Linked DNA regions of Homo sapiens: region 2 is linked to region 1. The links are chromatin loops, found by intact Hi-C in ENCODE. Cell type or tissue: A673. All regions are shown on one strand. Each heading gives the region's core, and the rest is flanking DNA. Links, peaks and the distances in the headings are about the cores only.

The links. Peaks named below come from ENCODE experiments on the same cell type or tissue, not always from the same donor. Only the 100,000 strongest peaks of a DNase experiment are listed, where the experiment ranks them.
Region 2: a loop joins it to region 1, with 4 times the contacts of the local background. A loop is called at or near these places in 3 of 110 quality-filtered maps.

The regions. Positions count from the first base shown.
Region 1 is chr13:52,841,130-52,857,131 of GRCh38, reverse strand. PCDH8 (protocadherin 8) reads left to right here and starts at 8,492. Exons shown (of 3, transcript NM_002590.4): 1 at 8,492-11,326; 2 at 11,500-11,707; 3 at 12,199-14,243. The coding sequence starts at 8,696. The coding sequence ends at 12,572. RefSeq lists enhancers at 5,580-5,789, 6,464-6,758, 8,104-8,398, 8,529-9,418, 9,419-10,307. In A673, for the core only: CTCF peaks have their summits at 6,399, 6,600 (motif pointing right) and 9,998; DNase peaks (open chromatin) are centred at 5,361, 6,331, 8,461, 9,941 and 1 weaker place; H3K4me3 peaks cover 3,672 bases; H3K27me3 peaks cover 6,481 bases.
Region 2 is chr13:53,193,460-53,209,461 of GRCh38, reverse strand. It overlaps the pseudogene PCDH8P1. Among named protein-coding and RNA genes, the nearest start is that of LINC01065, 50 kb to the right of the region's middle. RefSeq lists an enhancer at 6,817-7,534. In A673, for the core only: CTCF peaks have their summits at 7,325 (motif pointing right), 7,961 and 8,162 (motif pointing right); DNase peaks (open chromatin) are centred at 7,321 and 8,221.

The DNA.
Region 1 (16,002 bases), core at 2,735-10,734:
TCATAAATTAGCATGAATACCAATGGTTTACTTGCATCCCTAGTCCCCTGAATGTGCAGGTAAAAGCCCCCTAAAGGCTCAGACCTAAGAGCAGGGCTCTGGGACTTCCAGGGGGTGTCAGGCAATACATATAAAAATGATTTCATCTAAATTCTCTGAGAGGTTTCATAGACCAAAGCACCTCTGAAGGACAAAGAGACAACTGTAAAATTACCTGAAAATAAATGCTTCTAAAGTGGTTGGAAGGAATCCAGGGTAAGGGATATTCGAGGGCCAATAACTAATCCATCAGCTCTTTTTTTTTTAATCCCACATCTGGATTTTTTTTTCCAAGGCCATAGCCTGTCACCATGCAGTTTATCAGCTGTCACTCCATCTCAATTCTGGGTGACGTGAGATCAATGGTGTAAAACTGCTCTCAGATCTATAGAGAAATTTATAACATCAGGCTCCACCGTGTCTTGGCTGGTCCTGGGTCCCAGGGTTCTGAGGCAGAGGCTGCCATGAAGACTTCATTTCCATTTCAAAAGTGGATTGTGACCCACTTAAAGCAAGTGAGTTCAAGCTGTCAGATGCAAAGGAAGACCTAAGTCAGAAGTCTTCTGCACTTACAGAACAATGTTTTGAGGAGGAAGAAAAAAGACTAGCCAATGATTAAAATTCTCTCTGCCTAGAAAAGGCTCTAGCGACCTGCCTTAATTTCTTTTAAGTCATGTGGGATTTATTAATAACAAAACCCTAAATTTGTAGCAACATATTTTAGGCTCTGAGACCAATTAAACCATCCAGTTTATGTAACTATACAACTCCTGCATGTAGTTTAGGCACAGATTTGTGGTTCTTCACTGAAGGTTTACTTCATTACCCACAACCTCTTTTTCCCCCATGAACTCTGTAATCTCTTCCAATTCTGCCTCAAAGTGCCCAAGCACCAAAAACAAGGTCGTAGGAACCCAGGCCACATCCCATATCCCACACCCTCCAGCCAAAAGGCTCCAGGGAAATTTTTAATTTCTTCCTCACACACACTGAATCCTTCGGGTGTTAAGGGAAACACCCCTGGGCCATGGACAGCTGGAGAACATCCCACTTCCACCCCACCATCATTTGTCATGGACAGATGTCCAACAGAAGATACACTGAGGTGCCACTAGATTTGCTTGTGGTTGAACCCAGAGAAGCCTCAACTTGTTGAGAAAAAGTAAATCCTCTCTCCCACCACTGTCCATCTGCATTCTTCTTGGAACTAAACTCAAGAGGAGGCTCCCAGGAGGAAATGCATTCTCCAGAGGGCTGGTGATGGCTGGAAAACACCAACCAGCAACTCCTACACCATTTGCTTCAGCTCCTGGTTGGAGGGAGATGGGACTCATAGTAGGAAACACAGTCCTCAGGCTCAGCCCATAGACGAACAAGTGTCATCAGAGTGTGCTCTTCTCTCCCCTGAGTCTCTTGGGATTTGGCCTTACCAGTCACTCACTACTCTTCCCTAAACAGTTACTTGAGAGAATTACCCTTGACTTTCCTTCCAGGTCAAATTTCCACCAGCGCAGGCTTCTTTCTCCACTTCCCTTTCCCTGCACCTGATTTTCTTTCACTTTACTCTGGTGAGCCTGTTTATGTCAGGGTGACATACTTCAACACTCTCCATTGCCTTAAGAGTAAAACCCAAATGCCTTAACAAGATACACAAAGCACCCACCTGCTCACCCCGGCTTTCATCACCTCTCTGTACTCACTAGGTCCTTTCATAGAGCCTTACACCCCAGCCCTGAGACCTTTGTTTCACTTGCTGTTCGTCCTGCAAGGAATGCTTTTTTCATCTCCACCCCTACCTTCTCCCTTTCTACTCCTAGCTAATTTCTATTCATCCTTCAAAAGTCAACTCAAATGTCACCCAAAAGCTTTCCCTGAGTATTCCCATTTCCCAGCACAATTTGGCCTCCCTCCTCTGGGCTCATACAGTCAGGCAGAGCATACCTGTACCGTTCTTAGGCCCCGTGCCACATGTCCAGATATTCCTCTTCCTCAAGAAGCCACCTGTGATCAGCAGCGGTGTGGGCCTTCCTCACAGCACTTCTCACACACATTTGCTGTCTGATTACTCTTCTGTCTCCTCATCCTCAGGGTTGGCAGGATCTAACTTTTTATTTCAGAACAGTTTTACATTTATAGAAAAATTGTAGCGCTAGTCCAGAGAGTTCCCATAACCCCACATCCCTTGTCATTAACATCTTACTATGGTACTTTTGTTACAATTAATAGCTAATATTGTTATTATCTAAAGCCCACATTTTATTCAGATTTCCTTGGTTATTCTCGGATGTCCTTTTTCTGTGCCACAATACCACATTACATTTAGTCATCATGTCTCTTTAAGCTCTTGCTGTGACAGTTTCTCAGATTTTCATTGTTTTTGACTATTTTGACAGTTTTGAGGCATACCGGTCAGTTTTTGCAGAATATCATCCTTCAGTTTAGTTTTATCTGATGTTTTTCTCATTATGAGACTGAAGTTCTGTGGTCTTGAGGAAGATCACAGAGATAAAGTGCCATTTTCATCACACCACACCTAGGGTGCATACTGTCAACATGACCTATCACTGTTGATGTTGACCTTGAGGACCTGACCAAGGGAGTGTTTGACAGCTTTCTCCATGTAAAGTTACTCTTTTTCTCTCCACTCCATACTGTATTCTTTGGAAGAAAGTCACAATCCACGTAGTCCATACTTAGAGAGTGGGAGATTATGATCCACTTTTTTGTGGGCAGAGAATCTACTACATAAGTTCTTCAATAGTCTTCCTTGTGGTAGAATTGTCTCTTCTTTCCTATTTATTTATTTGATCATTTATTTGTATCAGTATGGATACTTTATTTTTTAATCTGTTTCCACAGCATTTATCACAAAGTCTAGAACTTAGTAAGTTCTCAATAATATTGGTTGAGAGAATGAAGGTGTTACAGACTGACCTCCAAAAACTCATAAGTTAAAGGCCTAACTCCTAGGACAACAGACTCTGACTGTATTTGGAGACAGAGCCTTTAATCAGATAATTAAGATTAAATGAGATCATAAGGGTGGGCTCTAATCCAGTATGACTGGTGTCCCTTTAAGAAGAGGAAGAGATACCAGGGAGCTCAGCACACAGGGAAAAGGCCATATGAGGACACAGAGAGAAGGCGGCCATCTGCAAGCCAAGGAGAGAGGTCTCAGGAGAAATCAACCCTGTTGGCACCTTGATCTTGTACTTCGTGCCTCCAGAATTGTGAGAAAATAAATGTTTGTTGTTTAAATCACCCAGTATATGGCATTTTGTTATGGCAGCTCTAGCAGAGTAATAGAGGGGTCAAACACTTTTTGTACCTTGGCTCAGTATAAGTCAGCAGGAGGTCACCTGCTGCTCCTAGGCATTACACTATCCAGGCATTCCACTGTCCAGGAGGGAAAGTCCCTTGAAATATTCTGCTCCTCCAGAATTATGGGCTCCTGTCCATTAAATATCTGTATCTGTAGGTGGTTTCAGTCAGAATACATGGCTTTTATAGAAATGAGTAGGAAAAAACTCTACTGAGAACTCCTTTTTGTCAACATCTGATCTCAACTAGCAAGTAAGGTACCAAAAGGTTTTGAAATGACATGAGGGCACAAAAATTGGTGGAACCCTCAGGTGACCATTGTCTCTTTCCTCTGGGATCTATATACCTACCACAATACCTATTATTTCCAGAGAGGAATGAGGGAATTGGGGAGACAGTTGTCACCAAAGCAAAGAAGCAGACAGGAAATGGGAGAGTTATTTTTCTTTCTGAACAAATCCCTCGCCTATAAAATAAGAGGTTTAGATTACATAGTCTTTGATGTTTCTTCCCTGTGCTTTAAAGGGAAATAAAAACTAACATGTGTTCCTAAGCACCTGATATTATATCATTTTACACAGTCTTCAAAACAACTTTGCAAAGTACTATTATTATACCCATTTTGCCGATAAAGGAACTAAGATACAGACAGGCCGGGCGCCGTGGCTCATGCCTGTAATCCCAGCACTTTGGGAGGCTGAGGCAGGATGATCACTTGAAGTCAGGAGTTCAAGACCAGCCTTGCCAACATGGTGACACGGTGAAACCCCGTCTCTACCAAAAAATACAAAAATTAGCTGGGTATGTGTGGGGGTGCAGGCCTGTAATCCCAGCTACACAGGAGGCTGAGGCATGAGAATCGCTTGAGCCCACGAGGCAGAGTTTGCCATGAGCGGAGATCACGCCAGGGCACTCCAGCCTGGGCAACAGAGCAAGACTCCATCTCAAAAAACAAACAGAAAACAAAAACAAAAAACAATACAGAGAGAAAATAATTTGCACGGGTCACACAGCCAATCAGTGTAATGATCAGATTTGAACCCAAGCAGGATGATTCCAGATCCTGCAGTCAACAGCTGCGTTCTGCTTCTTATCAGGTAAAGCAGGTCTCCCAGAGTGACACACAGAACACACAAAATGAAGAGTGGCCCAAGATCTGGAAATGATCCAGGGTTTGTGAGCATCTGGCACTGGAATCAATCCAAAATCAATGTTTAAATAACAGTTACCTTCACCCCCAAATTGTCTCATTGTCTGACTGCTGAATTTGAATCAGGGCTATGGAGAATGCTGCTTTGTGGTTTACTATACAGTTTAAAAGTCACCATGCCTATACTGACAGCCCAACAAATACACACACAGAGAGAGATAACTTTAAAAAAAAAGAAAAAAAAAGAATTTGGAGTGTAGAAAACAGCTTGGTTGCATTTCTAGTGCACCAACCCCAGAAAACCCAGAGGCTTCAGAATTTGATGAGATTTTTGCAAAGTGTGTTTTCACTACAAAAATGAATTAGATGCCCCGAAGAGCTTCCTCTGTTCTTTGCTTGGCCAAGCACTTGCTGCAAACTTCCCTGAGGGGTTTACCCAATGGTGAGCCTGTAGGAGGAAAAACCAGGGCCCTGGGCTTATTTTTAAAGGAAAAAAAAAAGTAAAAGTTTAAAAAATAACCCCTCTTCATCCATCCTTAGAATTACACTTTCCAGTGAAGTCTAGTACCCTTTCCTGGTAGATATAATCCTAATTAAAAATAAATTACATGCTGTATAGAACTTGAAATGGACAAGATAATCCTATTACATATGAGAATATATCCTGATTTTCTTTCCCGCTAAACTGTGGGAGATATCAGATCAGTCTGAGCCCCCCATTGTCGCCTCTTTGAAAACTTTCCTGGAGCCCTAATCCATCACGTGACGCCCATGTCAATCTTGGTGTTTGCACGCGAGTTTCACAATGCCGGCATTAGGCTCGGTAACAGAAACCCAGCTTTGCGGAGCCCGCAACATTTGCATTCCGAGAAAACGCCGGCCATTGTGGAGCTGTGTTTGTTCTCAAGATTGCGAGACAGTTGCCGGCGAAGTTGCTAAAACCGAGAGAAAGGGGCTCCTTTGGGCCTGCCCAGACCTTTTGGTATGATAACAAGGCGATTCGAGCGGCTTTTGTGAGGCCTGATCAGCACCCGGGCGGGCGAGCTCCCCTCCCTTTCCCCTACTCCTCTCCAGCGCCACCTCCCCGGACATATTTTCCTTCCCGGGGAGTTGCTGCGGACGTTGATGTGCTATTTTAAATCGTATTTCCATAATCGAGTGGCTGTCCGCTGCCGGCCCGGAGCTCACGGTGTTCGCGTGCCTTCACACCTCCACCGCCGGCACGGAAAGACCTGTGCGCGCCGGTGGCGGCTGGAGGCTCGCGGCTCCCTTCCCGGGCTCCCCGGCTCCCAGCTCTCAGCCTCCCGGCGCCGCCGCCGTCGTGGCTACTTCCGATCGACGAGGGCCTGGCCGCGGAAAAAACACTTTAGACCTGCTACCAGCCACCCTACACCCCTCCTCCCGCCTCCTGGCTTTTGCCTGCCCCTACTCCCCTTTCCTTTTCCCACTTTCAAGCACGCCTTGGTTTATTTCAGCCTTGAGAATGAGCATGCTGACGCGGAAGCACTTTGAGTAGAAATTGCAAGTAGTTCCGAATCTCTGGCCAAGCGAAAAACCCAAACTTAGCGCGTGGCGGGGCTCCCGAGTCCAGCCCAGAACTGCGGGGTGCAGATGCGCAGGGGGCGCTGGCGCGAGGTCCGGGTCCCAGCCATTCGCGGCCGGGCTGTGCTCGCGGAAACCGCTGAAATCCCTTCCTTTGGGACTCCGGCCCCATTTCCACCCACTTTCCCCACCTTCCGGGTCCTCCGCCCGGCAGCAGCAGCGCCAGGCGGGCCTGACCTTGCCCTGGGTACGCCAGCGGAAGCGCTGAGGCCGCTGTCCACCAGCCAAGTTCTGAACCTGTTCCCGTCTGGGTCTCCGGGGGAAGAGGGGTGAGGAGAGATGACGTTAGCCTAGGGGCGCTAAAGGTCACCAGCCAGCCCCAGGTTGGGGTGGGAGTGTTGCGGGGCTCGGAAGGAAAATAGAAAGTTCCTTCGACTGCGTGTACCCCCCAAGGAATATCTCTTGGGCGGGGACGGTGGGAGGGCTACATACTAAATCGCACTTGGGAGATGGAAGACAGCGGAAGAAAGGGCTGCGATTTGGGCTCCTGTAGGGGGCGCTCCTCCTTCCACGTCCCCACGCGGCTGCAGATGCCTGGCCTTATTGCTTTTAGCATTCCCAAGACTACAAGGTGGAAGAGGTGGAGAAGGGAACCCAGAGACACACCCCTCTGAGGAAGTCTCCAGCCACTCATCATCCCCCTCCCCAGTCTTATAAGAGCTTGTATTTATGGATGGCTGGAGCTGCATGTTCCGCTCTCTGACAATTCCAAGCACCTCTCATCCCTGCCACCCAGCTCCCTGCTTGGTCTCCCTACTCCAAGGAAACTCCTGACCCTCTTCTGAAAAAAAACCCAAAACACACTCCCTCGAGTTTGAGGGAAAGGAAAACATGGATAGGACGCTGACAGCAGGACCAAAATCGGGATTCTGAAGAATGTTTACTGAATTCAATCTACTTACCAAACCTATCGCCTAAAAAGAAAAATTTCTTCCAGTGAGTGGCTTTTGTTTTTTACCTTTCCTCCTTCGTGTGTATTTGCATAGCCTGCTCAATAAAGCCCTTCAGTAAGAATCATTAAGAATCCGTCTTGTTGCAGATCCGAGCTCCATCTCCCTGGCCGTCAGGGATGGGAGGGGGCTATCTGTGGGGCAGCGCAGCGCCCGGCCAGCCCCAGGATCCGCCCAGCCCAGATTTTGGCAGTGCCGAAGCTCCACACTTTCCTAAGCAGATGGTTAAGTTCCCCCCACGTTCCTGCCAGGTTTCAACGTCACGCTGTGATTTTGTTCTTCTGGAACCGGACGAGTGTTGCTTCCCAGAGTGGCCCTATTAGAACAGAAAGAAAATCCTCTAAATAGGCGGAACAAGGCATCAGGAGGAAAAAGTTCTCTAAATGCACTTTAATACGAGCCGGGTATTGTGTGGAATTCAGCGCCCATCACCGTTTAGCCGGAGAGTTATGGCAGTGATTGGGGATGAATAGAGGAACATAATGGATACATGTGGCGTTTGCTCATTATATTCAAGTTAGTCCAACTCCGCTGTGGAAACTGTTCAACTTTCTCTCCCCTTAGCTTGTCACAGTGAAATAATACAGACATTGGGGCCTCCAATGGGATCGCCTGCCACACCATTCTATTTCCACTGCTAACGAGGGCTTCATAAGCCTTTGATACAGTCTGATCTTTGAAACCTTTCCAAATCTCCTCAAGCTTATGCTAAATCCTATTTGGAACTTTTTTTTCCTTGCCTGCTAGCTCCCAGGGCTTAAGAAGGCCACTTGGACAGTGACGTGCATACTAACATATCGCGGGGCTCTTTTCTGAAAGGGAAGTGGCAGCTCTGATCACTGGGGCTCACACGAGCAAAACACAATTGAGTACACAAATTTGAATAAAATCAATTTTCCCTTATCCTTCAGGCTTCTTAATCGAGAGGCTATTCCAGGCACCGTAGCTAGGAGAGAAGGAAAGCAGAGCCTCATTCAGCAGAGCAAGTCTGTGGGTAGGGGGCTGCAAGGGTTTGGAAGCGTCAGAGGTGCAAAATGCAGAGTGTGTGTGTTGGCAGGGGCTGGGGGAAGGCGGAATCAGGAGCCACTGGGGTGAAACCCCAGCGTGTTCGCACTTAGTTCTAGCCGCGGCACGGAGGGAGGCAGGCGACAATTAACAAAACCATCCGCTCCTTTTACTCCTGGAGCCCTGTGCCAACTCCTCTACATGCAGGGTGCTGACAAGAAAAGGGGGAAAAAGCAAAAGGAGTTAAACAAAAGAAAGATTCCCTAATTTTCCTTTCTTGTTTTCCCCTCTAAGCCTTTCCACATTAAAGGGATTGTCAGAGGCAGGCGGAGGGGCGACGCGAGGGGGAGGCGGCCATTGGCTACCCGGCTCGGGTGATTAGCATATCGGCGGCTATAAAGGCAAAGGCGGCGCGAGGCGGCGCAGCTTCTGTAAGAGACGGAGAGGCGCAGAGTGAGGGCGGGTCCGCGCGTCCTCAGAGCCCGCTGGAGGCTCGGAGCTGCTACCCGCAGACTTCTCCCGCACAGGGCTCGCAAAGAGCGTGATTCCGAGAGCCTGAGACTGACGCCCGACCTGGAAACCAGAGAAGACTTCCTTAGCCTTTCGGATCGCACTTGAGGCTGGAGGCATGAGTCCTGTGAGGCGTTGGGGCAGCCCCTGCCTTTTCCCCTTGCAGCTCTTCAGCCTCTGCTGGGTGCTCTCAGTGGCCCAGAGCAAAACAGTCCGATACAGCACCTTCGAGGAGGATGCCCCCGGCACGGTCATCGGGACCCTGGCCGAGGACCTGCATATGAAAGTATCGGGTGACACAAGCTTCCGCCTGATGAAGCAATTCAACAGCTCTCTGCTCCGGGTGCGCGAAGGCGACGGGCAGCTGACCGTCGGGGACGCCGGCCTGGACCGCGAGCGGCTGTGTGGCCAGGCCCCGCAGTGCGTGCTGGCCTTCGATGTGGTCAGCTTCTCGCAGGAGCAGTTCCGGCTGGTGCACGTGGAGGTAGAGGTGAGGGACGTCAACGACCACGCGCCGCGCTTCCCCAGGGCCCAGATCCCGGTAGAGGTGTCCGAGGGTGCGGCAGTGGGCACGCGCATCCCCTTGGAGGTGCCGGTGGACGAGGACGTGGGCGCCAACGGGCTGCAGACCGTGCGCCTGGCCGAGCCGCACAGCCCCTTTCGCGTGGAGCTGCAGACGCGAGCGGACGGCGCTCAGTGCGCAGACCTGGTGCTGCTGCAGGAGCTGGACCGCGAGAGCCAGGCCGCCTACAGCCTGGAGCTGGTGGCCCAGGACGGCGGCCGCCCGCCGCGCTCCGCCACGGCTGCCCTCAGCGTGCGCGTCCTGGATGCGAATGACCACAGCCCGGCCTTCCCGCAGGGCGCCGTGGCCGAAGTGGAGCTGGCGGAAGACGCGCCCGTGGGCTCCCTGCTTCTCGACCTGGACGCAGCCGACCCCGACGAGGGACCTAACGGCGACGTGGTGTTCGCATTTGGCGCCCGCACCCCGCCGGAGGCGCGCCGCCTCTTTCGGCTTGACCCGCGATCAGGCCGCCTCACCCTGGCCGGGCCCGTGGACTACGAGCGTCAGGACACCTACGAGCTGGACGTGCGGGCGCAGGACCGCGGACCCGGGCCCCGCGCTGCCACCTGCAAGGTCATCGTGCGCATCCGAGACGTCAATGACAACGCACCCGACATCGCCATCACCCCGCTGGCCGCCCCAGGCGCGCCGGCAACCTCACCCTTCGCCGCTGCCGCCGCCGCCGCTGCACTCGGGGGAGCGGACGCTAGCTCGCCGGCGGGAGCCGGGACGCCGGAGGCTGGTGCCACTTCGCTGGTGCCGGAGGGGGCGGCGCGCGAGAGCCTGGTGGCCCTGGTCAGCACCTCGGACAGGGACTCGGGCGCCAACGGGCAAGTGCGCTGCGCCCTCTATGGGCACGAGCACTTCCGGCTGCAGCCGGCCTACGCGGGCAGCTACCTGGTGGTGACCGCGGCGTCGCTGGACCGCGAACGCATCGCCGAGTACAACTTGACGCTGGTGGCCGAGGATCGCGGCGCGCCCCCGCTGCGCACAGTGCGGCCCTACACGGTGCGTGTGGGCGACGAGAACGACAACGCGCCGCTCTTCACGCGGCCGGTCTATGAGGTGTCGGTGCGCGAGAACAACCCGCCAGGCGCCTACCTGGCCACGGTGGCCGCCCGCGACCGGGACCTGGGCCGCAACGGCCAGGTCACCTACCGGCTGCTGGAGGCCGAGGTGGGCCGCGCCGGGGGCGCCGTGTCCACTTATGTCTCGGTGGACCCAGCTACCGGAGCCATCTACGCGCTGCGCAGCTTCGACTATGAGACGCTGCGCCAACTCGACGTTCGCATCCAAGCTAGCGACGGCGGCTCCCCTCAGCTTTCCAGCAGCGCCCTAGTGCAAGTGCGCGTGCTGGACCAGAACGACCATGCGCCAGTCCTGGTGCACCCGGCGCCAGCCAATGGCTCCCTAGAAGTGGCGGTGCCTGGGCGCACCGCAAAGGACACGGTTGTGGCCCGTGTGCAGGCCCGGGATGCAGACGAGGGAGCCAACGGGGAGCTGGCGTTCGAGCTGCAGCAGCAGGAGCCGCGCGAAGCCTTCGCCATCGGCCGCCGCACGGGGGAGATACTGCTCACCGGCGACCTCTCGCAGGAGCCACCCGGTCGCGTGTTCAGGGCGCTCCTGGTCATATCCGACGGCGGCCGTCCCCCGCTCACCACCACCGCAACTGTCAGCTTCGTGGTAACAGCAGGGGGCGGGCGTGGGCCGGCTGCGCCTGCCAGTGCAGGAAGCCCGGAGCGTTCCCGCCCGCCTGGCTCTCGGCTCGGGGTGTCCGGGTCGGTGCTGCAATGGGACACGCCGCTGATCGTCATCATCGTGCTGGCCGGGAGCTGCACGCTGCTGCTGGCCGCCATCATCGCCATCGCCACCACCTGCAACCGCCGCAAGAAGGAGGTGCGCAAAGGGGGGGCCCTCCGGGAAGAGCGGCCCGGGGCGGCGGGCGGCGGAGCCTCGGCTCCCGGCTCCCCGGAGGAGGCCGCCCGGGGAGCCGGGCCCAGGCCCAACATGTTCGACGTGCTCACCTTCCCTGGCACCGGCAAAGCGCCCTTTGGCAGCCCCGCGGCGGACGCGCCTCCGCCTGCGGTCGCCGCGGCCGAAGTGCCGGGCTCAGAGGGCGGCAGCGCCACTGGGGAAAGCGCCTGTCACTTCGAGGGGCAGCAGCGGCTCCGCGGCGCGCACGCCGAGGTGAGGCCTTCCTTCGGCTGGGCGCCCCCCTCCGAGCTCCGCGGACAGGCTGGGGGAAGGGAGACTGGAGGGGTAGGGTGGGTGCATTCAGGTAGACAACCTGTCGCACTTGTTTTTTGTTTGTTTCTTATCCAACCCTCCCCCCACTCCCATTCCCCTATTCCCTGCTGCAGCCCTACGGTGCCTCCCCGGGTTTTGGAAAGGAGCCGGCGCCCCCTGTGGCGGTGTGGAAAGGACACTCCTTCAACACCATTTCTGGCAGAGAAGCAGAGAAGTTCAGCGGCAAAGACAGCGGTAAAGGGGACAGTGATTTCAACGACAGCGATTCCGACATCAGCGGGGACGCTCTGAAAAAGGATCTCATCAACCACATGCAGAGTGGTGAGGACTCTTCTTTCCCGCCAAATTCGGCATTCCTCCCTTCCCTCCCCTTCACCACTGTTTGCCTCCTCTCAATCTCGGTTCCCAGCCCCCTTCCCTCTTCCCCACTTTTTCTCACTCCTACAGCTGCGGATACGGGCCTGCCTCACACGGTGAATTTCAAAATGCCAAGTCGAGGCAACTCCAGCTCTTGAATAAAACACACCCTCATCCTGTTAGGCAGCAGCATGGGTGATGCTAGCCATTAAAAAGTGGGTTCTGCTTATCAATTTTTTTTTTCACTTCCAGCTGAAGAAGCTGGACCAGCTTTGCATTAAGATGGCTTTACAGGAAGCAATGTGCCTTCGATTCTTGAGACACGGTGTATATCTATGCGCACAGCCTTTCCTTTCAGCTGCCCTGACCCAGGCTGACATGCTGAAGATGGAAGCCTGAATATGTATAATCTCAGGAATAATCGTCATGCTGTTTCCTTTTCCCTTTCGTATTAGGACTGTGGGCGTGCACCGCTGAGTGTAAGATCCTGGGCCACTCTGACCGCTGCTGGAGCCCATCCTGCAGCGGGCCCAACGCACATCCATCGCCTCACCCACCAGCCCAGATGTCAACCTTCTGTAAGAGCACGTCACTGCCTCGGGATCCTCTGCGCAGGGACAATTACTACCAGGCCCAGCTGCCCAAGACAGTGGGGCTGCAGAGCGTCTATGAGAAAGTACTGCACAGAGACTATGACAGGACAGTCACTCTGCTCTCCCCTCCCCGTCCAGGGAGGCTCCCAGACCTGCAGGAGATTGGAGTACCCCTCTACCAGTCCCCTCCTGGCAGGTACCTGTCCCCGAAGAAGGGAGCCAATGAAAATGTGTAATCCCATGCTGCATGTCTTCACACATATACAGGTCACTCCGAGAAGCCCCTAAGTTATTGACCGGTTTCAGTGTTGTATATATAAATATGCAAGATGTGCCTTACAATGAAGTTGTTGGAAGCTATTTCCAATCACATTGGTACTGTTTGGTATTTGCAAACAAAAATGTAGTTAATGTAATTTTTATGAAATGTGTGCAGTATTTAATTTTTCTTATGCTATTGACTTTGATTTCAATTGCGGCTTGCCATTTTCTTAGTGTTTTTAACCTGTACATTGTGTAATGTAATGTTTGTATATAATGAAATTTTGTTATATTTTTATATAATAAAAGCTAAAGTGGAAGTTATTGCCAAAGGAACTGTCTGTAAGACAAAAAACAAAACATGTTGGAATTACTTAATTGAAATTTATCTTTCACCTGAAACAACCTAGTGTTTGAGAAATTTTGCCTTGCCAAGTATAACTTGTATATCTTGACTCTGTGGTAGATTTCAAGTTCAATGTTATTTAATTACATTTGGTTTTCCGTAAACCGTGTCACTTATAAGCACAGTAATAAAAGATTTGTCATGTGTTTGAAGAATCTGCCAATTGCTTTTCATGAAGCTGCCTATAGTCAGACATTCACAAATAATTTGAGTATCAGAATGAAACCTTCTTTCAAGTGCTAATTATTTGGGCATTATTAATGTTCATGACAATATTAAACCTGTAGGATTTCAAGTATTGCAAAATGTCACCCAAGTATTAAAAACGTGTGTTGATTTCATAAATTATGTGCATCTCCATATGTATTAGTCTATAAAATCCCTGCTCTCATTTATTCACTAGGTAAATATTCATTGAGCAGCCACCAAAAAGTGAAGAAAGCTAAGTTTGGGTTGTTCATTCACTAATTAAACAAGCATCTGTAGAACTTTTACTAGCTGCTGGTACCTCCTCCTCAAGCTGGAGTTTGAGGTGAAGAAGACGTAGTCCCAAAGAGCCCTCAGCTTATTCGGGGTGTTAGTATCAAAAAGACTAACATCTTAGTCTTTTGGAATATAATAGGTTCCCACTACATTCTGTCCTACTTCCTCTTTCCTTGCCTTCCTCTGGAGCCAGTCTCCAAAGTAACTATCAGCTCTATTCCACTCAAATTTATGGGCAAAATGACATGATGTTTGGGATTCGCTTTAAAATGTTCTAGAAAAAAACACAGGGAGCTATGTGAAACAAGATCGATTTGATAAGATATTGATAATTGTCAATGCTAGCATAGGTGCATGTGAGGTAGGGAAATTTCAGCAGTATCTCTAAATGTTTGTGTTTGAAAATGTACATAATGGAAAGTCTTAAAAAAAGACACTCAAGAGTACTATGCCTATGTCTTATACTCTATGGATTTCATTTGAAATTAAAATGATGATAAGCATAATGAGACCTAACATTTACTGAGCAAGTCTTCTGTGAGCAGAGCTCCTTACCAAGCATTCTGCATGAATTATCTCATTTAATCAGCAAACTACCCCCAGGATATGGGAAGTATCATTAACTCCATTTTGCAATTAAAGAAACCGAGGCACAAGAAGGTTAGATAAAATGCCAAAAATCACACAGCTAATAAGTATCCAGGGTGAGATTCAAACCTAGGTTATTCAGTGCAAAAAATAAAACAAAGTAATGAAACAAGTTGTTTTTGATTTGCTTTTTTTTTTTTACCTGAAAGAAACAAGGAGTTATGTAGAAAAGTCCCAATGCATTGCCTTTGCTGCATGATTACTGTTTAGCCCTTTATATTTGTGAAGTGCCTGTGTTCCTTTATTACTAATTATAGAGTGTGCGGCAGTGTAATGAATAGAGAAGGCCTCAAAGCTGCCTGTTGAAGTCATAATTGAAACCAGTGGTAGCTCCAGGCTGAACAGCAGGGTGGGTACACACAAGTGCTTCACCACCCACAGCCCGTGCAAAGTTCAGCCGTTTCTGCAGGCAACGGAGTCGCACGTGCGCCTGACAAGCTCAGACCGCCCAGACCGTGGGTTCCGAAAGAAAACATTACAGCTCCAGAGCCATGATGGCCAGGCCCTAGGGGAACAGACTCCCAGGTAGACCTACCATTATAACATCTAAAACTTTATTCTCGAGCCAGCCTCATCAAACGCAAAATAGAAGAATGAATGATCCCACTGCAGTCTAAAAGCATCCAGTCTCTGAATGTGTTTGCTGCTTTTGTCCTTCAAAAGTAAAATAATGTTATTGTCATTATTTTATTTTGTACCGTGCGAATTATTTCGTTACTCCAAAAATTTGGGTTTCAAAACCTCTGACTTACTATCATTTTTTCCCTTAGCAAAATAACCACTATCAGATCTTGTTTTGATTTGAAACTTTAAAAAAATCAAACACACAATTTCAGTCCTCAACATTGTTTGCTTAAACAAAAAAGGTTGGGGTGTTCCTCTATGGGCCAGCAGCAGGAACTCTCCAAGAAACAGGAGCTGTGTGTGGGAGGCTTTTCACTTGTCTCCAGAAATGTTTACTCTCAAGCACATTTTTAAGAAAATATATTGCTTTATTTAATTAAGTGAGATAATACATATGCAGAATTCTTGGCACAATTCTTGGCCTGTAGTAAGTTCCCACTACAGTCTATCCTACTTCCTCTTTCGTTGCCTTCTTCTGGAGCCAGTCTCCACAGTACTATCAGCACCGCCCCACCCACTGAGGAAGACAAAGTAGACCCAGGATGCCCAGCCTTGCTCTGACCCTGTTTTGCTGTCTTCACTCCCTCCACTTTCACCAAGTAGTCCAGAGCCTCATGTGTAGCCAACACTTTACAAACAAGCACAGCTAAGGTGAATATCATTGGCAAAATCACAAGCCTTAGAGGTTTGTGATTATAACACAGATACCTCTCTGGAAGTAGAGGCCAACAACCCTTGGGCACCTTAGCAGTGAATACTGGGACATGAGAAAGCCCATGGGGAAGACAGAGGTCACCTCAAGAGAGAAAGCTAAAGCCAGGCTTTACCTGTTTCACATTTTTGTCTCTGGCCCCATTGACTTGGATGTTCTACACGTCTTCCTATAATAAAATATCTATAAGGAAACCACTTTAGAAAGTTAAACTGTTAGTGGTTTCAACATCTATTGAAAAATGCATTCTGAAATAGAGCAAAAACAGGAATCATGTCTCTAAATACAAATATATATATACACACACACACACACACACACACATACATACAGAGAGAAAAATATATATTTATAATCAGGATGAGTTCCATGCCATAATGAGCTAAATATCTGGCTTATTTCACTTGGCAAATATAAACTTTTAACATCTAAAAATTCCATTTTAGAAGACGAGCATATTCACTTTACTACTGAATATCCAATAATAGGATAATTGGAATGCTGTAAGCTCTGAAAGCAAACTGAAGCAAAG
Region 2 (16,002 bases), core at 4,393-12,392, 350 kb before region 1:
TAATTTTTTAAACTCTAAGCTCATTTGCTTACTGTGTAACCTCAAGCATATTACCCTCTTTAAACTCATTTCCTCATCTATAAAATTAAAGTAGTAATATAATTACCTCCTAGGATTGTTACAAGGTGTAAAAACAATAATTCATGTAAAGCATTTAGCACAGAACCTTGCATATAGTGTTTGATAAAGATTGCCTATTATTATTCTTAGGAATGCAATCATAAACAGACAAGATTCAGGAGTTATAAATTGCTTTAGGAATCATAATTAAGGTAGAAGCTAATATCACAAACACATGAGAGCCTCATTTTAAGAAAAGTAAAAATATCTAATTCTACATTTGTAAATTTGAGGAAAAGTTTTAGATTCTCAGCTTTTAAAAAATGTTTCCCACAGAATGCACTTACACAAAAAATTACTCTAAAATTTTCAAATATTATTAGATGTAACCCAAAAGACAGGTGTCCAATTTACTTTTAAGATATGTATCAGATAAAGCAAGGAACATTCACATTTGCCACAGTCTCTCTGGGGCCTAGACCACCCGATCTGGAAAGCTCACACTTCAGAGGACACACTGACTCTCGAAGATAACATGGGACTCAGAAACTAATTTCCAACAGCAGTAATTTTCTATGGCAGACCAGTGGCCAAAGGATTGAAGTTCTTCCTAGCTTCTTGCCTGAGCGTGGCTAAGGAATAAATTACTGGTTTTAAAAACTGCTGAATTATTTTTGGGAGAGTTTAGGAGTAAGAGCAGTAGGTTTTATCTGACTATTGCTACAAAATCTCTGAAGTTATTGGAATGAATATGAGGACTATAAATTTAAGGCACTATAGCAGAGGAGCCTTTAGAAATTCTCCAGCCTACAGAAAACCTTCTACCATTGAGAATTCTTGCCTTTAGACATTTTTTCAAAGATTATATAATGAATAATGTGTCAATTCATTTTAAAATACATGAAACATTAAAAGGCTAACTGTCATGAGCTAGTTAGTTCTCCACATTTGGAAGGGTGGAAAACAGACAAAAACACACATTTCCCCATATATGTGCTGAGCAAGGACAGTGGGTCATTGGCTACCTTCAATTCCCAGCCTGTGAAGGTAGACCTCCGGCTCATCCCTTCTTCCAGACCAATGCCGTCCATCAGAACGTTCTGTGATGATGGAAACATTTTATAGTGACTCTGTCTGAGACTGAAGCATTTTTCATTGTATTCAGTTGTAATTCATTTAAACTTAAACAGCCACATGTGGCTAGTGGTTATAGTATTGGGCAGCACAGTTCCTGCCCATCAAATCTTAATGACCCCCAGGCTCTTCTAGTTGGAGACACAAAACATCCTGCAGTTTGCTGACTCAATTCTTCCCACAGTCCGAGCCAATCTTACAGAAAACAAGACACAATCAGATGCTTCCATCTCATCACCCAGCCTTGCTGCCCCTGGATCTGGTTGGACCCAGATGAAGCCCAGCTGCTCAAGTAGCTTTTAAGTCACTACATTTGGGGCCCAACTCTTCCTTTAATCCTTGCTTTTATGCCTCAGTTTTCTCCTAGCATCCTGTTCATAGCTAGGAAGGAGTTCTGCTAGGAACTCTAGCCCAGATGGCTGAGGCCATAAGACACTCACTCTCTCTTGCTCTCTCTCTCTCTCGCTCTCTCTCTCGCTCTCTCTCACCATGCTCCTCCCTGTAGCCGCAGCCTCTGATTGAGCTGATGCTGTGAATGGGATAAGTGCCCAGAAACACATCATCAGCCACTGCCATTTGATTTTCACCCACTGCCATAATCTGCCACTGTTATACCCATGAAACACTCAGCAACTCTCTCAGAAGCCAGGCTAGAGAGACAATTTGAGTAACCCCCACTCAAATACTGCCTGCCCACAGCTTCCTCTTCCTCCTCACTGGGTCTCATGATTAAGGTCCGGGTCCAGGTTCTTAATTCAACTTAAAGTTATTCTGAAGTTGAATTGCATTCGCAGTAGAATCACATACACATTCAAATGTAAATGAGTAGCTAGACTGAATATTTATATTCATAAAAGGTACTAGAATATAAAATTCATGATCATTTATTATATTCATGGCAATAAAGACCACTTTTAAGACTTTTTGGTAAAATATCCTAGATTCTATAAAATCATCCTGTGCTGTGTCACGGATTGTCAACTTAATTTAAGAAAATGTATATCAAAACTAGAAGGCTCATGCATGTAACCTGGCTTGTAAACACTTGACAGAAATGACCATCTATGTGAATTGCAGCTTTTTAGAATGAAGTGGCATTTTCTGAAGTATGTGAAGGTGATCCATCCACTGAAGGATGATTTAATTCATCATTCTGTCCAACAATGGGGAAGTGGCATTGCTGGTCTGCAGTTTTGAACTCTGTCATAGACACTTGGCAGCCCTTCACTTGGGAGGCACAGACTTGAAAAGAACATCAATTGAGTTCTGAGTGTTCTGGTTGGAAATTTGTATTTTTCATCTGGGAAATGTGAGGGTAAAGGGTACTTGAAGAAAGTTCAACCCTGTAGCTATTTTCATGACGTGATGAACAATTTTTGCTGGTTTGAGATTCCTGGTTTAATTTTTCAGGATCCTTGAATGTTTTTCATCCTGAATAATCTGAAAAAAAAACTTGGAAAAAAGAGAATAGTTTAAAACTGAATGCTACATAGAAATATACTTTAAAATGTAAACAATATTCAGTTGTTCCCGGGCTGGTTTTCTAGCTGTTTGCTTTTTTCTTCCTCTGGATTTTCTGCCAATGACTTGCACCTCCACCTGCTGGTGTACTGAGGAAATGAAGTGGAAATAAAATTCAAGCAAGTCAATTAAACTATTTGCTGTAATCTTTAATACAGGTTTGGTGGGAGGAATGGGTGAAATTACAATCTAAAATGAAGTTTCTGAGGGCTGGTAGTATATTTATTCATTCATTTATGCTCTGTGTTAACTATTAAAAGATGCAAAAAAATTAAAATATTTTCATTAAACTTCTTATCTCCTTGCTATCAACATGTAATTCAATTATCTTGCCATTACCTATGTGTCATCCTTTCAATAATCCCACTAAAAGTTTTATAAGAAACTGCAGCAGAGAGTTGGAGGATAAACCAAACCATAAATCAGAGCATCTCATTCAAACTCAAAGACAGAAACATCCTCAGGAATGTAAACTGGCCCTAAATCTTTAAAAGACTCATAAAATAAGTGTTTAAGAACCTGCAGAAAAATATGCTACAGCAGAACATTAAAAGCATGAACTCTAGAACCAGACTTCCCAGGTTGGAGACCAAGCTCTGCCCCTCACAGCTGAGCGGCCTCAACCAAATTACTCGAACAGCTCTGTGCCTGAGTTTCCCATGTGTGAAATGGGGTCAAATGATAGTACCTGCCTAATAGCATTGTTGCATGACTCAAGTGAGTTTAATATTTATAAGGTACCTAGAACAGTTTCTGGTACATAAGAAGTCCTCTGTAAATGTTATTAAACAAATAAAAGGTTTTTGTTGAATACAGGTAAGAAGCAACGTTGTGACTATTATTACTAAGAAGAAATATTCTCTCAGGTTGAATGCATTGCCTTGATCACATTATCGTTTGCCATAGCAGCACTTTGAGTTATCATGCTTATTATTAGGAAGAAGAAACTAAGACAAGAATAAGCTGGTAATTTCCTAAATAGAAAATATAAACAATAGGAGTTCTGGTCCTTTGATTCTTTCGAAAAGGCTAATTTAACGCTAAGTGACCCGGAAACATAAATTCACTATAGAATCTTCAAGTTTTAAGATGACACTAAAATTTTTCAGAAAGTTAGGGAGTACAATGGAACTTCCAAAAAATACCAATACAATTTTACACTAATCTAAAGTGCAATATGATCATAAGAACTAGTCATACAAGTTTCAATGTATGCGCTGGTTAGACCACACCTTTCATTTATCCACCCAGTAAATTTGCTGATTTTTGTTTAGCTCTGTTTTTTTGTTTCGGTATATATCTGATGGTGGCCATTCAACATGGAACAAGAGACAAATAATAAACAAATAAATATACAAATAATGCCAGGGAGTGATAAATGCCAGGAAAGAAAATAAAGCAGAGTAAAGAAGATGGAGAGTGACAGGGAGGAGGGGCAATCTGAGGTTTGGAAGACCTCTTTTGATTAGATGGACATATGAACAAAGGCCTAAATGAAGGTGGGAAGCAATATGGGTATCTAGAGAAAGTTTACCAGGTGAGGGAACAGCAAGACCCTGAGGTCTGAGATGGAGAGATGCGTTGTGTATTCAAAAAACACAAGAAGGCCAATAAGATGATCTAAAACATCCTGGAGAAGAGGGGTAAGAAATCAGGTAGAAGAAAGAGCCAAGGGCAAGATAATGCAGGACTTTATGAGTCATGTGTGGCTGATTTACAAACATGAACCTCAAAACTCTTTGACAATTTTCTAGGGTAGGCACAGGGTCTTTGTCCCTGCCACTTGAATCTGGATGGGCTTAAGACAGCTTGGACTATAGAATATGACAGAAATGATCATGTAATTTCAGAAGCTGGGTCATAAAAGAAGATGTGACTTCTGTCCTGTTGGATGAATCATTCATGTTTGCAGCCCGAGCTGCCATGTGACTTTGCAGAGGCTGCCACGCTGTGAGAAGTCAAGCCACGTGTAAAGAGAACATGAAGCTGCCCTTTTTCCCACTCCACCAAGTCAGCTCTCCTAAACTTTGGCTCATCCCAGCCCACAAACCTGGCATGTAACTAAAGAAGTTTTCAGACGGTTCCAGCCTCCAGCCATCATATCATCCCAGCTAAGGCCCCAGATACTTTGAAGCAAAGATAAGCCATCCCTGCTATACCTTGTCTAAATTGACCACAGAATCCACGAGCATAAAAAAATGGTTGTTTTATGCCACTACATTTTAGCCTGGCCTGTTACACAGCAATAGTAATTAAGACATCATGATAAGGATTTGGGATTTTATTTAAGTGACAAGTATTTGGAGAGTTGAGTAATGTGACCTGATTTATGAAGTAAGAGACCAGTCTAGTTCTCATATGCAGAATGGTCTGCAAGAGGGCAAGAGTAGAAGCAGAGGAGCCAAGTTTGAGGCTAGTGCCATTGCCGGGCAAGTGATGACAGTGCCTGGGGTAGAGTGGTAGCAATGAATGTGGTGAGAAGTGAATTGATTGAGAATATATTTTGAAAGAAAATTCCACAGAATTTGCTGATGGATTGAAAGTTGTGTGTAGGAAGAAATAAATCAAGAATAACACCAAGGATTTAAGCCAGAGCAAGCAACTAAGTGAATAGATGTGTCATTTTTACTGAGATATCGACACTAGAGGAAAAACAGGTTTGGAGAATAGAAACCAAGAGTTTAGTTTTGAACATATAGCGTGTCCATTCAGAATCCAAATGGAGATGTTGAGTAGGCAGTTGTGTAAACGAATTTGGACCTCAGAAGAGAGGCTGGTACCGAATCACTGTATACAACTTCATGTTCCTCATTTTAGGAAATATGTTGAACACTAGAGAATATTCAGAGGAAGGTAACCAGGAGGTGGATGCTTCTGGAAGCCCCTCATTAAAAAAAAAAAAAAAAGTCAAAGGAAATGAACATAGATTGTGCAAAAACACCTGTTATGGTGAAGAGGCATTTGAGTCAGTAGGACATACCATTAGGACTCCTCTTTAAGTAAGATATTTTCTTTTAGAGATTAAAGATCTAGTGCCCATTTTCATGGAGACTAACACAAAATACCTCATAATTGATAATGTCTTCACCACAGGAGCTATCACTCCATTACCAGACACCATTACAGAGAATTGGGCCTAAAGCACACCCCCAAATGACACAGCAGATGGACTGGATAGAATGAGGTTGCGTTGGTGCAGCATTCTGTAAACAAAGCAAAGCCAAACAAAATCACATACTCATAGGTTTCCAGCAAATGGAATCTTAGCCTATATAAAATTCATTATCTATTATGAGAAACAGATGTTTGTTGTTTAAACCACCCAGTCTATGGTATCTTATTAAAGCAGCCTGAAATGACCGAGACACTCCCTCTATGAATATATAGTTGGGGCCACTTATTTGGTAGTGTAATTAAGTCAGGAATGAGTCTTATGATGCTTTGAGAGGAAGAGCTTCAAAGCCACAGGTTTGAACTTACCCCCTTGTTTTGCAATCATTTGAAAGGATGTTTTCTTGAAACCCTCTCTGCTGATATCCAAATGGCTGTCATTCAATTCACTGTCTCCTTTTCCACTGTCCTTCATACTGAATTCATCTAGATTTGAATGTATACTGAAAGTGAAAAGGAAAGAATTACTTTGGTATCCATAAAAATGTATAAAATGTCAAACACATTGCTTAGAGATAACAACATATATTCTGAAATTACCTTAAACTTGCCGCAGATTTATTTTCTCCATAAGGGGATGAGGAATGAAAAGGAACTGAGATTGAACCCTATTTTTAAAAAGGGGTGAGAGCAGCAGTTAATAATATTTCACCGTCTAATATCAAACCCGACAGAGCAGGCGCCGCATTCCTCATCCGGAGTGCTTCAGAAACAGCATTAACCTGAGGGTCGACTGTATCCAAATTGTACGCAAAGGAAGTTATCATAGGCAAAAACAGCAGAAACAGACATGGGCCTACATGAATGAACATGTGATAATCAAGTCTCCCCCTAACCTTGCCTGTGGATAATTTTTCCTTTCCAAAAAAAAAAAAAAAACAAGCCCGGAAATATCAGCCATTTGAAGTCCCAAATCAAGCACTGAATTTTCATAAGGCTCCTAGCATGAAAAACTACTCCAAGAGAATGAGGACACTAAGAACGGCAGGGGTGCCCTACCTGGGCCCATGCAGTCCTGCTCCTCTCCCGACAAGAGGAGCTCCGAGACACCTCACTGACCTCAGACTAGGAATCCTCCACAGACTCGAACGCCTGGGCCCCTGTGGAAATGGAAACTGTCCGTGTGTCTATAAAGAACCTGGAGCAGAAGCCCCCAGAGTCAGCCCCTATGGCTCTGACACGTGGACCAGCATGGTCACTCGTTGCCTGAAATCTGCTTGGGGAGTGCTCACGGATCTTCTTCACCAGCGTCCTAGCCTTGCCTTGGCAAGAACAAGTCACAGTGATGATGGCCACTAGCAGAAGGATGCAGCCGCTGGCCAAAACACCCACCAGAACAGGGAGGGTTCAAGCTGCCCTCCCATTCGCTGCCTGATGCGTGGCTCTCCTCTCTCGTGCGGCGGCGGCATCAGCACCACTTCTGCGCCAGGTGGCGCCCGGCCCGCGGGCACGAGAAGCAGTGTGGCTGTGCACTCAGAGTGGGCCGGCCTCAGTCCCGCACCGCGATGACCGCCGTCAGCGGGCCGGCGGGCTTCGGGGACAGGCGGCGCTGCAGAGACAGCTCACCCGAAGCCGGGTGCAGCGCCAGCACCCCGGGGCCGCCGTCGCTGTCGAGGACTAAGTAAGTCGGCTCGACGTCGGCGCCCTAGTCCTCGTCTTTTGCCTGCAGACGGGTCAGCAGGTAGCCCAGTGGCGCATCCCAGGGCAGAGGCAGCTGGGCTGAGCCGTGGGAGAGCAGTGGGGCCACCAGGCGGGGCGCGTGGTAGTTCTGGTCCTCCACCTGCAGCCACACTATGGCCAGGCCCCATAGCGGCTGAGAGCAGCCGTCTAGCGCCTCCAACCGCAGCTGCATCTCCGCCAGCTCCTCGCAGTCAAAGAGCCGTCGAGCGCGCAGCTCCTGGTGGTTGGGTCCACCGAGACCTAAGTGGACACAGCGCCCCCGGCGCGGCCCACCTCGGCCTCCAGCAGCCGGTAGGTGACCTGGCCGTTGGGGCCCAGGTCCGGGTCCAGGGCGGCCACCGTGGCCAGGTAGGCGCTGGGCGGGGTGTTCTCACTCACAGATACCTCATAGACCGGCCGCGTGAAGAGCGGAGCATTGTCTTTCTCGTAGCCCACGCGCACCGTGTAGGGCCTCCTGGTGCACAGCGGGGGCGCGCCGCGGTCCGCGGTCACCAGCGTCAGGTTGTACTAGGCGATGGGCTCGCGGTCCAACGACCCCGCGGTCACCACCAGGCAGCTGCCCGCGTAGGCCCGCTGCAGCCGGAAGTGCACCTGCCAGTAGAGGGCGCAGCGCATCTGCCGGTTGGCGCCCGAGTCCCTGTCCGAAGTGCTGACCAGAGCCACCAGACTCTCGCGCGCCGCCCACTCCGGCACCAGCGTGGCGGCGCCAGCCTCGGGCGTCCTGGCTCCCGCCGACTAGCTAGCGTCCGCTCCCCCGAGGGCAGCGGCGGCGGCGGCGGCGGCGGCGGCGGCGGCGGCAGCGGCGAAGGGCGAGGCAGCCGGCGCGCCTGGGGCGGCCAGCGGGGTGATGGCGATGTCGGGCGCGTTGTCATTGACGTCGCGGATGCGCAGGATGACCTTGCAGGCGGCAGCGCGGTCCTGCGCCCGCACGTGCAGCTCGTAGGTGTCCTGACTCTGGTAATCCACGGGCCCGGCCAGAGTGAGGCGGCCAGACCGCGGGTCGAGCTGAAAGAGGCGGCGCGCCTCCCTCTGGGTGCAGGCGCCAAAAGCGAACACCACGTCGCCGTTAGGGCCCTCGTCGGGGTCGGCTGCGTCCAGGTCAAGAAGCAGGGAGCCCACAGGCGCGCCTCCGCCAGCTCCACTTCGGCCACCGTGCCCTGCGGGAAGGCCGGGCTGTGGTCATTGGCGTCCAGGACACACACGTTGAAGACAGCCGTGGCGGAGCGCAGCGGGCGGCCACCGTCCAGGGCCACCAGCTCCAGGCTGTCGGCGGCCTGGCTCTCGCGGTCCAGCTCCTGCAGCAGCACCAGGTCCGCACACTGAGCGCCGTCCGCGCGCTTCTGCAGCTCCACGCGAAAAGGGGCTGTGCGGTTGGGCCAGGCGCACGCTCTGCAGCCCATTGGTGCCCACGTCCTAGTCCACCGGCACCTCCAGGGTGCGTGCACACGGCCGCACCCTCAAACATCTCCACCGGGATCTGGGCCCGGGGGAAGCGCGGCGCGTGGTCGTTGACATTCCTCACCTCCACCTCCACGTGCACCAGCAGGAACTGTTCCTGCGAGAAGCTGACCACGTCGAAGACCAGCACGCACTGCGGGGCCTGGCCGCACAGCGCCTCGCAGTCCAGGCCGGTGTCCCCGACGGTCAGCTGCCCGTAGCCCTCGCGCACCCGGAGCAGAGAGCTGTTGAATTGTTTCATCAGCTGAAACTGACTTGGCACCTCGCGCTGCGAATTAAACTGGACGTGATCAGACAAAACACCGACGCTGGTGCCAGGGGTGTCTTCCTCACAGGTGAGGAAATTGACAGTATCGGTACAAAATCCTGACACTAGCAGCAGCCACAGAATCAGCAAGGACTCCAATCCAACCCTGCATGAAGTGTCAGCAGGAAATCTGAGCCTCCAGCGAGACATTTATTCCTCAAAGAGAAAAGCCAATCGCAAGCTCTGCACTAAGACTTTCAGGCTTCTCAAGCCCTCCCGAGTGCCGAGTGCTCAGTCAGAAAACACTTTTCCCCTTAGAACATCCCATCACTAAGTCCTCTCTGCTATATACTTGCTTTTCTCTGCCCCAAGCCTAAGCATGCCTCTTCAGAACCCTACTGGGGGAGCTACATACAGAAGAATATGCAAATAATCATCCATTTGGGCCAGTCCACAGTCTCTGGGCCTCTGGGCCATGCTGTTTCACTAAAGGACCCACAGAAGGGCCTGAAGAGCTGACCAGTGGCCAGGGTGGTGCAGGTGGTTATTAAGATCTCTGCACTATAAAAACACATCCTGCTTGCTTTTCCATTGTACTGGCCTCGCTTCGACAATAAGAGCAGGAATCCACAGCCACTTTACTCCTTCCTAAGCAGACTCACATATTCCCCACACAGAGGCACATTTGACCCTCTTTACCATTTTAAGATAAACGTATACATGCTTAGTGCAATGCATCCTCTGCCACCTACAGTTACCCATCTATGTTGGGTTGTCATTTCCTATATTGAAAGATTTTTGGGAAACATCTTCTAGAGTGTCAGGCAATGTCTAATTAGGGAAGAACTGTTTTCCAAAATAATCATTTCTAAATAGTTTTTTTCTACAGCAAAGAAACCATTAATGATGAAATTTCAGCCCCTTCATCTCCTTTTATGTCAGTAATTACTTATATGTGAGGAACCAGTATCAGACAGAGAAGTCTGTCAACCACAAACCACTGTAAGGGATACTTAAGGGTAAGAAAAAGATTTAGAGAAATATATTGCAGTCAGTCTTGTTAGAAAATTGCTGTAGACCAATTATTTTTTAAAAGCCCTTGGCTGAAGGAAACCACGGGTGGTCTGATAGGCTGAAGGCTAAAAAAACATTAAACCATCTGTCTAAAGCCCAATAAATAGTCCTGTGTTAAGTTCTTTTTATGTGTGAAGTGTTCAAAATGCTAAACAGTCTCACATGTTAATGATGACATTGTTCCTCGTGCCATGGAGTCCTCATCAGTGCAGAATGTTATTTAACTAGTCATCTCAAATCAGTGAGTAGGCGGAGTTATTAATATGCCCAGGCTATTCTTGTCTCCTCTATGATCTGTAATGTTATTGATTCCTGCAGGGACATGTCAGTAAATGACTTTTTTTTCCTTTCATTCCGAGGAGGCAGTTGGCATTTATTTCAATGCCAGGACATATGAATCCTGTTCTGAAAGTGAGCCATCTTTGATGAGATAATTAATTTTCAGGGGTTTTCATTTAGTGAAGCATTTGGCAATGACTCTAATTACAAGTACCGGTGACCGGTATTGGGGAAGTATACTGGGAAGCATGAGTTCATTTGAGCGGGGTACTCTGAGATCCTAAAAAGAAAAAGTACTCTATTTTCCTAGATTTTTAATTTTGCCTAATGAGGCATCTGTCTGAGGAAGAGAAGAGCTCTACTTCAGCCTGGTAAGAACAGACTTCTTTTAAGCCAGTATCCTCAATGGCATGTTGGACAGCTTTCTTTCTTTCTGAGAACCAAGTATCTCTGGAAGTTCCTGGTTATTCAGCCTCTGGGTCTCAGGGAAGACAAGAGAATCTGGTTCTTCCACCGAACATCATAATTGCTATATGTCCCTTAACTGAAAACTGAATCTGCTTTAGCTGATGTCTTTAAAAGGTGCCTGCTTCCATATGTATTAGCCAGGAGAGGGACCCATTTAACCACAGTCCAAGTCTCATGTCTTCCTCTTCTCCTTTAGCTCACACAGTTCCTGCCAGGCCTACTCTCAGCTAGTCTTCAGCATTACTGTTTTTCTGATTATCCATGATCAGAAAAATCATTCAGCATACTGAAAATGAAGAACAGTCCATGACTCCACCTACAGAACATCAAAAGATCCAGATAAAATATTTTAAAAAGCAAGCAATCAAACATATTACCTCCACAAAACTAAGCATCTGGATACTTATGTTTGGAAACATCCAGCTATGATATTCAAATGCTTGATTGCATTTTCCCCCACGTTTCCTCCAGCTGTTTGGCATAAAGTAGACCATCCATGATAAGAAGTGTGCCATATTGTTAGTGATTCATTATTAGCGCTATCATTGTTTCATACTAAACAACCACCTTATTAAAACACCGTTTTATGAATGAGAGACAGCTGGAGTTTCAGAAAAGAAACATTTTTCTGAAGCAAAAATCAGTTCTGTGCCAGTAGAATAACAAGCTGAATAATATAGAAACTGTATGATCTGTCCCCCTAGGGATATGTCATCAGGAAGCTGTGTTTACAGCTCTGGGCTGCTGGTACACTCATGTTACATTCTGTTGACTCTGTTAGATAAAAATCTGTCTGAATATTAAAAGCATTGTGGAAAAAAATTTGCTTTATGTTATGTGTTTTCCCATTTGCCAGCATATTGCCAAACTATAATTCAAAAAAAAATGTGTTTTGATCTCTGTTGGAGTCAAAGATAAAGCAAAACAAACAATAGACTGAAGGGGGATACCATACCACAGGAAGACCAAAATGTGAATGAAGCAACAATTTGTTCCTCTTAGTTTGGTTTTAAAGGGTGAGGATTTTGGTGAACTCCCTACAGAGTTTACTTTTGTTCCTAAAACAAAAGCAACAGATATGCTAGTGTTCCCCGCAAATGTCAAGAAATCAGATCTGAAAAACAGGATTTATATTCCAATCATTTAAATAAAAGATTTTCTGTGTTATTGAACACATAACACCAATGTATCCACACACTAGAGCACACTGTATGTAAAGAAACGCAACTTTCATCAAAAACATGGGAAAATATTAGCACCCTAATGAATACTGTCTGTGCCTTTGCATATTTCCCCTTTCCTATTACAGAAAACCAACAACATATGTTTGGGGAAAAAATTAAGCCATAAGAAAGTTTCTAATTTGCAAATTTGGCTGGATTATTGCATCCATGTGTCAGAGTAAGCATCAAGTTACACAGGACCCTGAACTAATACTTCCCTAGGCCAGAAACAGTTTAGTGCCATTTAGAACAAATCACTGTATGTACTATACTGAGACCCATTTTCATTTCTCAACTGAACAAACATTCTGGAGACGAATGAGCAAAATATTATCAAGTGCAATGTTACTGTCTTCAAGAAGTAAGTTCCAGAAATTGAAGCTATTAAGACTGTTTGAAAGAAAACAAATCAACCTAACAGCTTTTTTAAAATTTTCTTTTTTTAAATCATTGCTTGAAAAAACTGAAGTCAATCTTCAGCAGTATGAGTCTCCAAAGCAGAGAGAAATTGTTTTAAGTTATTTCATAACAAGTATCATTATCTCACATTCTTGTTACCCCATTGTATAATCAATTTGTTATTAGGTCTTGACTATGCGGTTATTTATAACAAAAGTTGTCAGCAAATTGCTGGTCTTTTTCCTGTGAAATCATTTCAGAGAAAATAACTCAGCCCTGAAGTCAGCCAAAACACCCTCTACAAGAGTAGCATAGAAACAAATGATATTTTATTCACTACTTAAGTGCTTTAACCCAGATAAAATCACAGAAAACCTCTATAAAATATCAACACCAATCACAAGTTCCCCTCAACATAAAACAAGGATTTAAATGATGTAGTCTTCATTTAGAAAAAAAGTTTCCCGTAAAGATCATTATATTAATAAAAATAATAAAAATATTATCAAAACTGTGAATCTTAAATCCTACATAAAATTACTTCTTAAACTACTGGTATTATTAAAATCTCTGCATGAAGGAAATTAAATCAATGAATAATAAAAAAACATTTTACTGGCTGGGCACAGTGGCTCATGCCTGTAATCCCAGCACTTTGGGAGGCTGGGGCAGGCGGATCACGAGGTCAGGAGTTCGAGACCAGCTTGACCAACATGGTGAAACCCCGTCTCTACTAAAAATACAAAAATTAGCTGGACATGGTGGCACACACCCGTAATCCCAGCTACTCAGGAGGCTGAGGCAGGAGAATCGCTTGAACCCAGGAGGCAGAGGTTGCAGTGAGCCAAGATCACGCCACTGCACTCCAGCCTGGGCAACAGAGTGAGACTCTGTCTCAAAAAAAAAAAAAAAAAAATTACCATTTTGGCTCATTAATCCAAAGTGAGTTAGTGAAATTGACTTTGGTACTTGACTTTCAGTTACTGGTTCATGCTTTGTGTCCTTCCCACCCTGCAAGCAAGAGGCTTTCTCCTTCACCAGAGAATGTATCAAAGCAAGATGAAGGATAAAAATTAAAGACTGAGGGGCCAGGTACAGTGGCTTATGTCTGTAATCCCAGCACTTTCGGAGGCCAAGGCAGGAGGATTACTTAAAGCCAGGAGTTTAAAACCAGCCTGGGCAACATAGCAAGACCCCCTCTCTACAAAAAGTCAAAAAATAAAAATAAAAATAAAAAAGCCAGGTGTGGTGGTGTGCACTTGTAGTCCTAGCTACTCAAGAAGCTGAGGGGGAGAATCTCTTGAGCCCAGGAGTTCAAGGCTGCAGAGAGCTATGATCATGCCACCGCACTCCAGCCTGGGCAACAGAGTGAGACTCTGTCTCTAAAAAAGAATAAAAATTAAAAATTAAGACTGAGAAGCAATTTTTCTTCTGTGCCTTATTTTGTCCTCATCTCTTTTCCTCTTAGCTGAGTCCCTCTATTCCTACTCTGCACAAAAGCTCATGTCCACCAGCAATTAGAACACTTTCAAGCCCTTTATCAAAAGATGTTTAATCACATATTGGTAATGCAATGAAGCAAACAGCCTTGTTAGAAGAAAATACTTACACATTAAAAAAATTAACTCACCATAGTTTAGAGAAGGTCACAAGTGCCAATGACACAGACCAAGTTATAGGAAGTACAAATGAGAAGCCATCTCAGAGTTTACAGATAAGTTTACCATCAGGCCGCACATGGTGGCTCACACCTGTAATCCCAGCATTTTGGGAGGTAAGCAGATCACTTGAGGCCAGGAATTCGAGACAAGCCTGGGCAACATGGTGAAACCCCGTCTCCACTAAAAATACAAAAATTGGCTGGGCGTGGTGGTGCCCACCTGTAGTCCCAGCTACTCAGGAGGCTGAGGCAGGAGAATCACTTGAACCCAGGAGGTGGAGGTTGCGGTAAGCTGAGATCGTGCCACTGCACTCCAGCCTGGGTGACAGAGGGAGACTCATCTTCAAAAAAAAGTGAAAAAGATCACAATCAGCCAAAATTTCCAGTAATGGAGAGAACCTAGGAATGATGTGAACAAGATGTGGAGAAGGGCAGGCACAGACCCTACAGGGACTGAGTAGGCCAGTTGGTTGCAGTGCATGGGTCAAGAACAATATGCAGAACAAGTATGAATGGATGGCATAGCTGAGGAAGACCTTGATGCTAAGCTAAAAATTTTCAACACTTTTAAGACAGCAGTCAGAAACCATTGAGGTTTGTGGAGCAAAGGATTGTTGATGTGTGTTTTATTAGGAAAATATGGATGATTGCCTTTCTAAACATTGATGAAATCCTTAAAAATGATTGTGCTTTATGTGAAGCTTTAAAGCAGCATCCAGCACAATGACTGCCTTGTAATAAATATTTATTAAATAAATAATCAAGGCAGTATTGTATGGTGTACAACTTTTGCCAACCTCAAAAACCCACTTAGTAGCAGAATGAATTAAAGACAGACCGAAAGTAAAAAGAAGGTCATTTAAAGTGCCCCTGCCATCTAGGTACAGGATGTTGAAAGCCTGACCCATGTGTAGCAAGAAGTATAGGGTGAGACCTGAGAAACATTACTTAGGAAGAATTGGTAGGACTTCATGACAGATAAGCTCTGCAAGATGGAGATGAAAAAAATAAATGGTCCCAAAACTTGTGGATGGCTAAAAGAATGGTCATGCTTTTGTAGTATTCCCAAATACTGAGAAATAAAGTACTTCCAAATAGAATTCCCAAAACTTCCTTCTACTCACTAGCTGGTTGACCAAAAAGACTTCATCTCTTCAAACCTCAATATCTTCAGGGAATAATGCCTACCCTGAGGAGCTGCTTCGAAATTTAAGGAAGAAAATGTGAGAGGAGAAAAAAGCCCAGTGCCTAGCAATCTGTGGGACTTTAGAAGACAACTGTGTCCTTTGTCATAGGCATTTCACAATACACTGTGATTTATTTATTTAAAGTATATGTCTTACCCCCCATTCTGAGTCCTTCTAGGGTATGAACCATGTCTTCATCAAATTTGTATCCCAGTCCCTAGTTCAGTGCCTATAGCATAAAAGGGGATCATTAGTATTTGTGGAACACTGGTGAAGTTCCCACCATTTCATACGATTTCTGTGAAATACTTACCACATAACATCATCTGAATTTGAAACCAGAAGACTGACTAAAGGATCATAGGCTTAGTATGTGGAACTAGTATATTATATGAGGCTTCACCAATAAGTGGAATTTGCTGAATAATATTTCAGAGTTGC